2 separate regions of the Mus musculus genome follow, and region 1 is linked to region 2. A link is a loop called in an ENCODE intact Hi-C map of the cell type or tissue named here. Cell type or tissue: left cerebral cortex. All regions are shown on one strand.

Region 1 (8,000 bases), 870 kb after region 2:
CATAATTAGAAATCAATTACTTTTCAGTATTACAAGTACATTGTAATCTCAATAATATAAAATTGTAATTTATGTGTTCCAATTATATACCATTATTTGTTAACATTTAATTGTTAGTACATAAAGCATATTAGCTAAAACTTTAACTCAATTTTGTGCAATTCTGAATTAATATGTTTCCTATGCAAAATGAGCAATACTCTTTTAATGTGATATTCTCTCACATGCACTGAAGATGCAAATTAATAGACTAGAAGAGGCAGGTAATCTACAATTTTAATTTACAATTAATTATTCCCTGTGAAGTACTATTTCTAATTTAATCTAATTTATTCACCTTATTCATCTAAACTGTATAAATAGTTGCAACCTTCTATGTTTGTACAAAGTTGATAAAGGCTTATATTCTCCTCTTTATAGACATCACTGTTTCCATTTGACATAGAGTGGATAATGGCCTGATAGGTGATCTTTACTCATTTCAGGGTTAGCATTAATTGACTGAAAAGCCAAATCTCTTACACATCCTTTCTGTAAAACTGTCTGTTCCTTTAGCCAGAATGCGGAAGTTAGTTCTAGAAATAAACCCAGTTTATATCAAAACGACAAAAACAAACAAACAAACAAACAAAACACCTGAAAACATACTTCATGACAGTAGACTGTATGTGACAGGCAAGGGAAAACTTAAAAAATCTCCGCTTATATCCAGGGAACATCAGGCATGTCTATTTCCAACAAATATGTTACACTCAGTGAAACTGAAGAAGAAGAAGAAGAAAAAAAAAAAACCTGTAGTCCAAACAAGTGAACTACTAAATTCTTCCAGAGCCTTAGAGAAGAACTAACAATAGACTCTTTAAAGTATTCATTAAATAGAAGAGAAATTAAAGATGAAGGTGACATGATCAGTAAATATATAAAAAATGTTCAACATTTGTCTATCATTCCAGTCAATATAGCAATTACCAAAAACAAAAAGAAAAAAAATCAAACAAGAGCCTGGCAAAATGGCCAAACGCCCAAGAAGTAGGGGGATGCTGGAGCAGTGGAGTGGGACAGTTTAGGTGTGTGGGGGAGCACTCTCATACAGGCAAAATGGAGGGGGGAGGGCAGATGTAGAATGATGGAGGTGGTGAAAGGGTAACTGGGAAGTGGGATAACATGGGATGAGGGGTTAGTGGAGGAGGTAACCAGGAGTGGGATATCATTTGAGATGTAAACAAATGGAATGATTAATAATAATTTAAAAGAGGGGGGAAAAGAGTACATAACTGCTCTTGCAAACCAAAATTTGGTTCCCAGCACTATTTTTTTCATCATTTTTTAATTAGATATTTTCTTCATTTACATTTCAAATGCTATCCCAAAAGTCCCCCAGACCTCCCCCCACTCCCCTATCCACCCACTCTCACTTCGTAGGCCTGGCTTTCCCCTGTACTGAGGCATATAATGTTTGCAAGACTAAGGGGTCTCTCTTCCCAATGATGGCCGACTAGGCCATCTTCTGCTACATAGGCAGCTAGAGGCACGAGCTCTGGGGGGTACTGGTTAGTTCATTATTGTTGTTCCACCTATAGGGTTGCAGACCCCTTAAGCTCCTTGGGTACTTTCTCTAGCTCCTCCATTGGGGGCCCTGTGATCCATCCAATAGCTGACTGTGAGCATCCACTTCTGTGTTTGCCAGGCACTGGCATAGCCTCACAAGAGACAGCTATATCAGGGTCCTTTCAGCAAAATCTTGTTGGCGTATGCAATGGTGTCAGCGTTTGGAGGCTGATTATGGGATGGATCCCCGAGTGTGGCAGTCTCTAGATGGTCCATCCTTTCGTCTCAGCTCCAAACTTTGTCTCTGTAACTCCTTCCATGGGTGTTTTGTTCCCAATTCTAAGAAGGGGCAAAGTGTCCACACTTTGGTCTTCCTTCTTCTTGAGTTTCATGCATTTAGCAAATTGTATCTTATATCTTGGGTATCCTAAGTTTCTGGACTAATATCCACTTATCAGTGAGTACATATTGTGTGAGTTCTTTGGTGATTGGGTTACCTCACTCAGGATGATGCCATCCAGGTCCATCCATTTGCCTAGGAATTTCATAAATTCATTCTTTTTAATAGCTGAGTAGTACTCCATTGTTTAAATGTACCACATTTTCTGTATCCATTCCTCTGTTGAGGGGCATCTGGGTTCTTTCCAGCTTCTGGCTATTATAAATAAGGCTGCTATGAACATAGTGGAGCATGTGTCCTTCTTACCGGTTGGGACATCTTCTGGATATATGCCCAGGAGAGGTATTGCTGGATCCTCCGGTAGTACTATGTCCAATTTTCTGAGGAACCGCCAGACTGATTTCCAGAGTGGTTGTACAAGCCTGCAATCCCACCAACAACGGAGGAGTGTTCCTCTTTCTCCACATCCTTGCCAGCATCTGCTGTCACCTGAATTTTTTATCTTAGCCATTCTGACTGGTGTGAGGTGGAATCTCAGGGTTGTTTTGATTTGTATTTCCCTGATGATTAAGAATCCCAGCACTAATTTTTAATGGATCACAGCAACAAGGGGGACAAAAAGAGGGGCAAGCAGAGAGAGAGAGAAATAGAACAAAACTTTTAAAAAAGAAACCAAATCCCAATGAATGCTGGAGAGGCCGCAGGCAAAAGTAAAGAGCCCTTATAAACTATTTTTGGGAGTAAACAACTACTATGGCCACTATGAAAATCACTATAAATACTCTTTCAAATAACTAAAAATGCAATCTCCATATGACCCACTTGTAGCTATATAGTCCACAGTATATGTGCAAAGGACTCACAGTAAGCATGCCAACAGAAGTCCTAACACAACAGTATTTAATGCAGCCCTATACTTGAGTTATGGAATCACCTAAAATAACCATCAACAGATGAATGAAGAATATATGCTTGAGCTGACAATGTCCCCCACAAGAACCATAGGCTAACAAAAACCCAATGCCATGCATGAGAAAGACTTTTGAACATTTGAGCAATGCCATGCAAGTGACTCCCTAGATAACAAACACTACTGATAAGGCCTTTGGTTGCTTCTCAGAGGTTGAAGGTAAGCTCTGATTGCTGAAGTCACTGATCAGTTGGGACACCAAGCCTGAAAGGCTGCTCCCTTCAGTCCAGCTTACATGATACCAGAAAATCCTGTACAGGCTGCCGAGGGAGGGAAGCAACTAGAGGTCTTACCCAGATGTGATACCTGTGAAGCACCTGCTGGCCAGCACAGCCAGGTGCAGTCAAAACCATGCACATCTTGGTAGGAATCCACAGCTACCGTGTTGGATGTAAGGCCCACTCGAGAGCTGGGAAATCATGCCTAGAACTAAAACCTAACCAATATCCAGGGCTGGCAAAGTCACTGGAAACTTGTCAACTATTTCTACTTTACTAGACCCCATAATTCCTTACTGCACTCTAATCTTACCCTCACACCCACAGATAAGTGTGACTATCACACCTGATTGAAGAATTGTCTCTTCACAGCAAAGAGTGCACCACAGAAGGCCACAACTGGATACAATGCAGTCATCAATGATATAGCTACGTCACAGCTCATGAAGCTATGGTCTAAGGAACACCATGAAAGGAGGTACACCAAGACTGTAGGGGCTAGAATATGAGGGAGTCAGCTGTGAGACGCTCTCTCCTAGAAATAGCTACATAAACAACAGGATCAATGACAATGTCAGTAGACTAGCTAACATGGAGGGACAATATTGTAGGGCTCCCCCTCTATACAATGAACTATAGACAATCAATGACTGCTGGGAGAGAGAGATTGGACTCTCTCCCAAGGATGAGGCCCTTAAGAGTTTTCCAATAACAAGTGGGCAATCCTGAAACCATATATGCACAAACAACAAAACTAGTCTCAAGAGATTGTACTTAAATGTGTGCATGTGATAAATATATATCAATAATAATCATGATTAAAGAAAAGGTTACTACTAATTTGAGAGTGTGAATCACTGGTAGGCTGTAGGAAGGGTACCTGGGATGGCTGTAGATCTCCTTTCTACCATACACCTGCTAGGCCCATGAAACAAGTGCTGCATGCTTTCTCTCACAGTTATGAACTAAAGTTCATTTTTAAAACAAGACCTGAACTCTATGGATCAGCATAATGAAGTGTGTGAGAGTGTGTGTGTGTGTGTGTGTGTGTGTGTGTGTGTGTGTGTTTCTTGTGGTTTTTTATTCTGATTTTTCTGGGTATCTCTTGTTGATGTATACATGTTTGCTTGCTTCATAAAGAGAAAGTAAGAAAAGGCACAGAATTGAGTGTGTTGGAAGGTGAGAGGATCTGTGAGGGGCTGAGGGAAGAGAAGCCATGATTGGACTATATTGTATGGATAGAATTTGTCAATGAAAAAAGAAAAATTAAATAATAACTCAATAGCTTCACTTAGAAAAAATTAAAAATTGCAGATTCTCCTAACAGAAAATGTATGCACCCAAACACGAAGAGGAGCAGAAGGTGCAGCAGGTCCAGACTATGACAAACCATCCAACGCATGTGTGTACTTGGATCCCAGGAGCAGGAAAGGATACGGCATAAGAAATATATGAAGAAACCACAGACAAGAATTATTTCAAGTGGACAACACACAGCAAGCAAAGATGGAACAGCTCTGCAAATTTCAGACAGATGTACTGAAGAGAAAGCAACACTTAGTCATACCAAAGATACAAGTGAGAGACACAAAAGCATCCACTCGGTTCACAGGAAAATCCATCTGTAGCACAGCCCACTTCTCACTGGAAGCCACACAGTGGCATCATTAAAGTACTGAAAATAACTAGCACCCTAAAATTTTACATCCAAAGAGTTATTCAAAATCTATACAAAATAGGCCTTTTCAAACAAACCAAGCCTACAATAACACAGCAGCAGCAGAGGCAAACAAGAAGCAGCACAAGGTGCCTGTCTTTCAGGGAGGCATTGAAAACTCCAGTCCATAGCCTGAAAATGCAGAAAGAAGTGAATTTCCTGGTAATGGTATACCCGTGAATTCAGGTGATGCACAGCAACAATATTCAGAGTTTAAAACATACTATCTAGAATGTGATAATATATCAAAATGGCATGAAAGTGCTCTAAGTTAGGGTTGTTGGAGACATGGTGAGACTAGTTGTTTTTATTGGCTGGCAATGATCAAAGGATGCCCCTGGGACTCTGATGGGAAAACATGAAGCGGAACTAAAACCAATGAACTAATGGTACATTTTACACAAAGCACAGCAAAACTTTCTAAAAACTACTGAAATTCATGAGAGGTCCCTCAAAACCACTAGGGTAGGCTTGATGTACTATTTTCATAATCAGAATTAAAATAGGGTATATATCAAACTGAATCTTTATCAAAGAAGAAATATGTGAAAAGATATGAGGAAAATGTTTGAGATGAAGTTTACAAATCAAAAAGCATCTGCCAATCAAAAGACTAAAAACCCGTAGAGCAGTCACAGGTAGATTAACTTTGTTCATTTCTCAACTCTTTAACAAACTGCTGAATTTAATGGAAATAAGTTGACAGCAACCAGATAGCTATCGTGACGACCTTCAGATACCCTGTGTGTGTGTGGGGGGGGGGGGGGGACCTTTGAGAAAAAAAATCAATAAAATAAAAATGTCTATAAATGATATCCTGCTCCAAGTTGGCAAGTACGGCTAGTTTTAGGTACTAACAGAAGAGTCAAGGCTCCTGAGCTGGAGACAAAAGGTTTTACCCATCCTGACACAGCCCTCAGCAGCAGACGGTGACAACTCTCCTTGCTCAGAGGGCACCATGGAGAGCAGAAGGGTGGGGCCATTAGATACCAGCAAACCGCAGCTTCCTTGTGGGCAAAAGCAGGTGTATAAGGGACCTAAGTCTTTTAGGATGGGCAGCTAGCATGAGCTCTGCTTGAGGCAAGGGTAGAAGAGCTTTAAACGTTGCTTGCTACAAAATAATACTGAAAAGGGAACTGTGAAAAAATGTGCAAAAGCAATAAAACATTTACATAGAAAACAAATGCTGAAGGTGTCTGCTTAGAAAACAAATCTGTAAAAATACGCTTCAAAAATTTAGAAAGCTGAAAACATAATGTTTAATCATATGTTTTATGTACAATAAAATGCAAATTTTAATTCGGAGCACTGAATTAAACGTGTAATTCCTGCCTTTAAATTCTCAAACATATCATATAGTGGTTTGCTTCCCTGCCAGTGCTGATGCCTCGTCTTAATCATACCACCCAGAGTCAACACTTGCAAAATCTGATTCCAGCTTAATTGCTTCAAGCTATGACCAGAGCATCAAGATTTTAAAACGTCCTTAGACACTGCAATGACAACCAGCTTAGGAAACCATTCCTGCAAACAGTCAGCCATTTCACATTGTAATACTCTGAATTTGGGACATAGTGTTTTAAAGTCAGTTATAAAAATAAAAATGGGATGTAAGGTTTCACTTGTTTCTGGGTTATTTATGCCTTCCATTTCCCAAGCATCATCAATAAACATAAATCCTGAGTGATGAGAAACAATGTCACTTGTGGCCAAGGAGGTGGCTAAGCAGGGAAAGGATCAGCTGGCAAGGCTGAGGCTCAAGTTCATCTCAAGAACCTATATGGTAAAGGTAGAAAGCTGACCTTTGCAAGTTATGCTCTGGCCCTCACAGATATCACATGGCATGTGAACACACACACATACACACACACACACACACACACACACACACACACTGTTTTAAATGCTGTTGTGTAACCCAGTACCATTTCTAGTGAGTTTATAATAAAAATTCTCATAAAATATACTATAGTTATATAATTATATTATATATACTTCTGCATAATCTATAATACTATATAATTACATATTATATATTATAAAACTATATTGCATAAGCCTGTCTTAAACCAAAACCTAATTAATAAACTAATTCCTCCACTGAATCAAAATCTCAAGCTCCCATTCTTAACTACTGGTCCCTACTGCTTGCCTTACCCACAAAGAACATTCTCCTTGTTAGAACACTTACCATTTTTAAACTGGCCATCTGGTTAACTCTCCCTAAATCTCAACTATTCTGTAGCAAATATGCCCATTGCTTTGTCTGAAGCTCTGAGCCTTCACTTTCCCGACTACTTTTCCTTGAACATAACTTTAGTGCAGACTTTTATCAAACATGATGTTTGTGATCTCTAGAACTTCAGTTTGTATGGATTTTTATTTTGGTTTGGATTTTTTTTTCTTCTGCTGTAATTCATCTGCTGACTGTGATCAGTCTTCTACTTTTTATGACACATAGAATATTGTAATAAGAAGAGCTTACCATACTTGCCTAGCAATTCTATTATTACATCATAAATAAAATAAAGTAAAATGAAAAAATGAGTGTCTTGCTAGAAACCTATCACCTGATAATCACTAGGCCCAGGACCACGGAAAGCTTTTTTCTGAGCTGTGAACAAAGTTCGAGGCACAGAAGAACCAAATCCAGTTTTCGGTTGTTTCTTCAAGCAGGGTTTTTTAACCTGGGCTTTTACAATGTTGGTTGAGATATCATAAAAGCCAGGACCTAAAATTATAAAGAACATTATGTATAAGAATAAGCATACTTTTAAGAACTTTTTTTTAACTCAGTAACATTAAGTAAACTTTTTAAAAGGAAGTCATATATTTCTGGCTATATAGCATAGATACTTTTTAAAGTTTATCAACGGCTTTCAAAGTTAATGAGCAAACGTGATTGAGTGTCAGAAGCATGCAGAAAAAACAGTGACAACATTCTAAATTATTCCACTTACATGAAACTTTAGAAAAATTAAAGCACATGGGCTCAGAGGTTGCCTGGGGACAGGAATGGAGGTGGACACTAATGTCAAGGGTGCATGTGAGAAGTTTTACATGATGGGACTATTTCAAAACTTGTTAATAACGGAGGTTAGCCAGTGTAAAAGAAAGCTGGCAGTGTGGCACCATTTGTAAGCCATA
Region 2 (8,000 bases):
AGTATAGAAAATGAATCTGTGTACTGGCTGTTTTTGTGTGTCAACTTGACACAAGCTGGAGTTGTCACAAAGAAAGGAGCCTCCCTTGAAGAAATGTCTCCGTGAGATCCAGCTGCAAGGCATTTTCTCAATTAGTTATCAAGGGAGGAGGGCCTAACCCATTGTGGATGGTACATCCCTGGGCTGATACTCTTGGGTGCTATAAGAAAGCAAGTTGAGTAAGCCAGTGGAAACAAGACAGTAGGCAGCATTCTTGCACTGCTTCTGCATCCCCCCATGCCTCTCCTCCTATTGATGTCCAACAAGGACATCCTCTGCTACATATTTGGCTGAAACCATGGGTCGTTTCATGTGTACTCCATGTGTACTCTTTGGTTGGTGGTTTACTCCCCGGGAGCTCTGGGGGGTCTGGTTGGTTGATGTTGTTCTTCCTAGGTGGTTGCAAACCCCTTCAGCTTCTTCAGTCTTTTCTCTGATGATTGGCTGTGAGCATCTACCTCTGTATTTGTCAGGCTCTGGCAGAGCCTTTTAGGAAACAGCTATATCAGGCTCTTTTCAACAAGCACTTCTTGGCATCTACAACAGTGTCTGGATTTGGTAACTGTATATGGGATGGATCCCTAGGTGGGGCAGGCTCTGGATGGCCTTTCCTCAGTTTCTGCTCCACACTTTGTCTCTTTATTTTACCAATTAAAAAGTAAACCTAGGGCTAGGGAGCTAGATGGCTCAGTAGTGAAAATAACTTGCCATTTCCTCAGATGATCTGAGTTTAGTTCTTGGCACTTATCTCCAATTGTTCACAATTGCTGTAACTCCCACTCTAGGGGTCTGACACTCTCTTCTGGCTGCTAAGAGCACCCACACATATGTCAAACATACATACACACTACTATTAATTAATATACATTATATATAGTAAAATATATAATATATGATGCAAAATATATAATCAATATATTACATATGATATGATTATATAATGTATAATGTGTAATGTATAATGTATACTATATAATATATAATTTAATACATAATGCATAATATATAATGTGATATGTAATATATAATATAATGCATGTTACATAATGTGTAATGTGTAACATGTACCATATAACATATACTGCATAACATATAATATGTAATATATAATATATGATATATGTATATGGTTGAATCCTTAAACAACAACGATATAAAGAAAACCAAAACAACATTGGCTGGCAGAGGATGCAGCTGGCAGAAGATATTAGAATAATATTAAAAAGATATCAATAATGTATATTTGAGGTAGTAGCAATTTGGGCTGGTAAATAAATGTGATAATATAAAAATCTCTGTAGATATTAAACAAAAGCTTTTTTGTTTCCCCAGATGTGGTGCCCCATGCTTGGAGCCCTAGTGGTTGGTAGTTAGAGACAGGAAGATCAGGGGTTCAGGGTTATATTCATCTACACAATGAGTTTGAAGACAGCTGGGTTTACATAACTTCTGCACTTCAAATAAACAAAAAGGAAAACAGAACAAAAACAAATTATTTCTTTCATATATAATCAAACTTTCCAATTTAAATTTAATAAAAGACTATCAGAATAGCTCTATTCAAAGAAGGCAAAAAATTCATTTGAAGTTATTTCTTTATAATTTTGATTGAAACAATAATTGCTTGGAAATATAGTGATGTTTGCCTTTAATCTCAGCATTTAGGATGCAGAGGCAGGTAGATATCTTTAGTTTAAGGCCAGCCTGTTGTACAAAGTGAGTTCTGGGACAGCCAAAGGTAATTAATATTTTGAATAAACAAAACATGAAATATTAGAAAGTACAAGTTAAAATAGTATCAGTTTCTCTCCTAGGATCTCTCATCTTTCTAGCCAAAGTTCTTGGAATGATAATTATTCTGTGAAATGGACACTGTTAAACTAACCAATAATGACATTTGATTATGTTTATAGAAAAATTATTTCTGAAATTTCACAAGAGTAGTTCTATTTGTAGTAGATGATAATAAACAACTCACTCCCAGTACCAACTTCTGTATCAGTCAGGGTTTTACTGCTGTGAACAGACAACATGACCAAGGCAAGTCTTATAAGAAACAACATTTAATTGGGGTTGGCTTACAGGTTCAGAGGTTCAGTCCATTATCATCAAGGTGGAAGCATGACAACATCCAGGCAAGCATGGTGCAGGCAGAGCTGAGAGTTCTACATCTTCATCCAAAGGCTGCTAGTAGAAGAATGGCTTCCAGGCACCTAGGGTGAAAGTATTAAGCCCAAACCCACAGTGACACACCTACTCCAACAAGGTCACACCTATTCCAATAAGGCCATACCTCCAAATGGTACCACTCCCTGGTCCAAGAATATACAAAACATCACAGAACCTCAATTGGCCCAAACACAAAGAATGAAGTGCTGCAGAATTCTTGGACATAAATGGAATATATATACTGCAACCCCTTATGTGAAAGGCTAAGATTAGATGCTAAAAAGGGGACTCAATGACTGTAAGTTCCAGGAGTAGTAGATGTCTACCAGGAAAGAGTGTCTTATGGTCACAGCAGGACAGCTGCACATCTGATCTCACTGTGGATGTGACACCATGTATAAGAACTATATTAGCCTTTATCATCTTAAATTCCAGCAAAGGAAGGGAAGTTTTATATGATATTCCACCCCTTCCTGGATGATCATAAATGCTTAGCTGCACAGAGAGAAAGTTCAGTTTACTCTAGACAGTTAGCCCGTGATAAGTGAGTCATACTTTAGGAGAAAGCCATAAAACCAAATATATGTGTGCAGCACAAATTGTCATTTTGCAAAAGAAAGACAGCAATAATAACAAACAACAACAACAAACAATAGTGCAAAGTTGGATGTGAAGGGAAGGTAGGTTGATTCTGAGATGTGCTGAGAGAAGAAGAGAATAGAGGTTGTACAAAGTACAACTCACAGAACTAATAAAAAGCAAAAGAACAAAGCAATTCGATCCAGAATTTCAGAGATTGCCAGTGGTTTATCTTCTTGTTCTTTAGTTCCAATAAAAGCATAGCAACTTGGAACATGTCTAAAGGAAAAAACTTACCTGAGTATGCCAACTCAGGCTGTGCACACTGCACACACTCTACAAGCTCCCAGGTGCCGTGTGGGATGATGAAACTACACTGTGTTATGAATACACAGCTGCGCATCCTGTACTCTGTAAAATGCTGTGCTGGGGTGACAGATTGCATGTAGGTGCAATGTGTACTTAGCTTGTTCCTATAAAAGACAATTTTATATTTTTGCCATTTCTAACATGGTTTAGTCCATCCTGAAAACTGCTCTTTCAATTCCAAGAGGAAAAAAAAATTGGATTGAAGAATTTTTTTGAAAGCCATTCTGCATTATTTTACAAAGATAAAACACTGTGTATCATTCTGTAAGTGTTCTTCACTTAATTAGGTTTCCCACAAGTTTTCATTCACTAGAGTAAGCAGAATAAAACTATTTAGATGAGATATCTCCAAAGCTACAAACATCTCCCTGTGCCTCCAAAGCATTAGTACCATGTAGTAACATGACAAAGTTTGCTGAACATTTATGACACTTGCACGAGATGTTGCCTGGGGCATAGTAAACAGCCAAGAATCCCTGCTAAAACACAAGCTCAGTGAATCATGCAGTAAAAGATGGCTAACTGCTATTTACAAATACAGACAGATTAGTTTGTTGTTGCATTAAACATAGTTCCATCTTGGAAAACCTTGATCTAAGTTTCAAATACAGAGTAACATCTTGGAGCTTGTCAAAAGCAAAAAGACTATATAGGGATACCAACTCAGGCAGCATAGAGCAATAATAATAATAATAATAATAATAATAATAATAATAATAATAATAATAAACCAAACAAACAAAAAACCAAGACGTAAGTGACTAAATAGTGCCTTAGAAGACACTAGAAGGCTTAGATGTTCCAAAGAAAACAAAACATACATGTGTTTATCAATATAAAAGGAGAGATTACACAACAGTTTCAAACACTTGCTCAAGTTCTGCTAATTCATATTTTCCATGATCTTATTGCTAAGCATAAGGTAAGTCGTGTTACAAACCATAGTTACTTGAGGAAATAAGTTAGAATATGTAAGTGCTTGGGTTTTATTTCAAGATTTAAGTTTGTAGGTCGTTTTTCTTTGGATAAATATTTTAACAAGATAGATGTTCACATGATCCAAGCAAAATGCTACAGTGCCACGTGTTCTCCTCTCAGTAAAGAGAAGAAATTTTAAAACCAATGTGATACCAGAGCAACAATGTAAAATGAATCTCTTTCCCCATTTCCCCTTTTCCCTTAGCTCATTCCTCTCTCATTACACATTACCCAAATATAACAACATGTTTATATGACTACATTCATAGCAAACTATTTCTTGATAGTATTAAGTAACAGAAACTACATTTATTTTCTTATCTGAAACAAGTAGAAACTTTTGACTCAGTGGATAGCAGACAAGAAGGGAGAGTGATGCATAAGGATAAAAATAAATGACCTAAGCCCTAATTTTATCCACATCTTTTCCTATTGCAAGTTTCCAGGGTGTATCAGAGGAGGGATGAACCCAGAACAGACATTTGCTTATTCTGCAAAATTGGGACTAAAGAGCAGGGACCCAGGCACAGAAAAGAGTGGGCTAGAATCCATAGGACAAGGAAATTAAGAAATGGGTGCAGATAGCGTCACTGCAGATACCTTCAGAGGTCTATTCAACCTTTATGGGAGGATACACCAAAAACTACCAGGAAGGGTTGCATTAGAATGTTAGAGTAGAAGCTGTCAGTGGGAGTCAGTTTTCCCCCTGAGTTGTATTTGGAAATATAATGAATAGACATGAGCAAATGATGCTACCAGACATTCTACAATACACAGTAAAAATCCCACAACACTCAATTATCCAGTTTAAATGACTCTAGTGCTGAAGAACCATGCACAGAGATGAGGGCATGTGACAGAAGCTTGATTGGGCTGTTTATGATCCTCTGAGTGGAAATCCTAATCGAAAGAAAATCAAGCAATTCAGGAAATTCACATAGGACTAAGTTCTGGTCCAATTTTACATTACAATGCACAAAACAACCTCCACACTAAGAACAAATAACTAAATAAATCAATAATTTCCAAGAAACTTGAGCAAGCAAAATATATTTCAAGAATGCATTCAGACATCATACAAAATTCTCAGCATACACAAAATATGTACAGCATGACTTGGTGAAACACCAGAAAGAAGGGAGGGGTAGAAAAGATAAAATGAGCTTGACTTTGTCCATAGAAAGGATAATAGTATAGGAAGAAAACCAAATTAACAAAAGAAACTCTTGCAAATAAGAAGGAACTGCTACAAAACTTAAAGGATGTAAAGGCTAATATAGTGTGATGGATAGTTTTATATCATCTTGACACAAGCTCAAGTCATTTGAGAGGAGGGAGGTTCAGTTAAGAAAATGACTCCATAAGACTGGGCTGCAGGCAAGCTGGGAAGCTATTTTCTTAATGAGTGATTAGTACTGGAGGGTCCAGCCTATTGCAGTTGTCTCCATCCCAGGGCTGGTGGTCCTAGGGTCTGTAAGAATGGAGACTGAGAAAACTATGAGGAGCAGGCTAGTAAGTGCCACACATCTATGGCCTCCCATCAGCTTCTACCTCCTGGTCCCTGCCCTGCTTGAGTTCCTGCTATGACTTCCTTTAGTGATGACTATGATATGGAAGTGTAAGCCAAATGAACCCTTTGCTCCTCCAGGTTTCTTTGGACATGGTGTTTCATCACAGGAATAGAAACCCTAAGACATATGACAAAGTCAAGTACAACCCCACATGTATCTTCATACTATATAAACCCAACAAAGTCTGACAAAATACTTAGGGGGGCTACAAAAAAACCTTGTTGAAATAAATTAAAAATATGCTAAAAGTATGGGGAGATACTCCACATTCCTGACTAGAAAGAAAGTTTTGTCCCCACAATAGCACGTTCCACTTTGATATATTAACTTTAATGTCATAAAATTACTTTGAGGCAAAGGCACCTAAACAATTTGATATGATACTATGCATTAAAATTCTGACAAAAGGCACATATGTAAGAGCCCATGGACTGCTGAACATTAACTGAATAGAAATTCATAATTGTGAAAAAATAGAAAGTTGTAAACCAATAACAAAAGTCATATTGAACCATCCTTGATCCCCTGCAGCAGGAATTTTCCAGTAGCTTCTATGTTCGACATAGTATTTTCATGAGGTCTAGATAAAACTCTTGAATTACGTCATTAATTTTGACGGACTTCAAGCTTCATGCAACCTAATGATGCAACTATTTTTGAATCCTAAGGAAGAGGTTTTCCTACTTTGCAATAGCAATATTCTAACAAACCGATGCCTGACCAACATACTATGGACATACAAGGATTCGTGAATGTGTTATGTTCTTTAACTATTGGAAATTCATGTACTACCAGAGCAGCACATCTGATTCATGGTTGCTTAAATCCACAGCCACATTCCTTCATATTAGGTCCAGAACTAAATTCTTTTTAAAATTTACCTTAAAAGTTGTGATAACTTACATAAAATTAAGATTTAAAAAAAAGTTGGAAGATTGAAATAGAGTAACTGAGCAGAGTATGTCCTCCTTTGACAAAACTGAAGTCAGCAAGCAAAAACAGATATTGAAATAATGGTAAATGGTTATTGTTTTACTCAAGTAAAGAAAACACTATGGTTTCTCAAAATTAATGTGCATTCTTAAGTAAAAAAAAAAAAACCCTAAGAACTTTATTCACATAACCACTACTTATTGACACAGGAATGTATTTTGCTGGCAAACAATTTCCTGAGCATTTTCATTATAAGGTGTCTGACTGTCTTAGTCAGTGTTCTATTGCTATGAAAAGACATTATTGCCACAACAACTTTTATTAAAGAAAGTATTCATTGAGGCTTGCTTACTTACATTCAGAGGTTTAGTTCATTATTGCCATGATGTGAAGCATCGTGGCATGCAGGCAAATCTGGTGCTTGGGATGTAGCTGAGAGTTCTTCATTGAATTGCCAGTCAGCAGGAAGAGAGACTGGGTCTAGCTTAAGCATTTGAAACCCCAAAGCCCAACACTTGTAGCACACTTCCTACAACAAGGCCATACTCCAAAAGGAACCACATTTCCTAATACACATTAAGTAGTGAAATTCCCTAACTACCAACCATTTAAATCTATGATCACATTTGGGCCATGCTTCTTCAAACCACCACACTGAAATCCTCAATTTTAGGAAACAGTTTAAGAAGAAAAAAATAGTAGACACATTACTGGCATACTTTGCTTTAAATCATACACCAAGCACATCTTCAGAAGATTGGTATGAAAGGCAGGAACTTTTCTGAGCATGCCAAGCTTACATCATAAATATGGTGGACAGAAATACTTCTGGACATATCCAAATTCTTTTTCCCAAGTAGCTCTTTGAAACTGATGAAACATTTCATCTACAGGAGCACTAAGATGAGAGTTTGTTTCTAAAGAAATATGCCTCACTGAGTCTATAATAATAATAGTAAACATCAAAACATACTATAACCCAGAAAGCAAGATTCAAGTATAGGTATAGACAGACATATCAGTTGACTAGAATAGAAAGCCCAGATGCAGGCTCTGACAAAGACATGTAAACAGTGCCATGGAGATAAGACAGCTTCATCAACAGAAGGATCTGAAAATAACTTGACATCTCCAAAACACAAAAGAGTGCTGATAACTGACATAGACCTTATAAACTTCACAAAATTTACCTCTAAATGGAGCAGAAGCTTAAATTTAAGCTCAGAACCATACAACTCTACAATAAACCAAAGCAGAAAATATATATAAACTTGGGTTTGATATAATACCAAAGAACTGACAAGGAAATTTGATTACATTAAAATTTAGGTGTTTTTTTTTTTTTTGGTCTGGAAGAAAAAG

Evidence for each region. A loop is a pair of places that touch in the nucleus more often than their neighbours do. Peaks named below come from ENCODE experiments on the same cell type or tissue, not always from the same donor. Only the 100,000 strongest peaks of a DNase experiment are listed, where the experiment ranks them.
Region 1: a loop joins it to region 2, with 5 times the contacts of the local background. A loop is called at or near these places in 2 of 42 quality-filtered maps.

Annotation. Positions count from the first base shown.
Region 1 is chr3:139,308,666-139,316,665 of GRCm38, reverse strand. Stpg2 (sperm tail PG rich repeat containing 2) reads right to left here. Exons shown (of 14, transcript NM_198659.2): 9 at 7,424-7,584. Among named protein-coding and RNA genes, the nearest start is that of Gm24260, 110 kb to the left of the region's middle. In left cerebral cortex, no CTCF peak of the experiment used is centred here; a DNase peak (open chromatin) is centred at 4,740.
Region 2 is chr3:140,174,858-140,182,857 of GRCm38, reverse strand. No RefSeq gene overlaps it. Among named protein-coding and RNA genes, the nearest start is that of Mir7j, 150 kb to the right of the region's middle. In left cerebral cortex, no CTCF peak of the experiment used is centred here; DNase peaks (open chromatin) are centred at 2,781, 3,182 and 3,561; H3K27ac peaks cover 245 bases.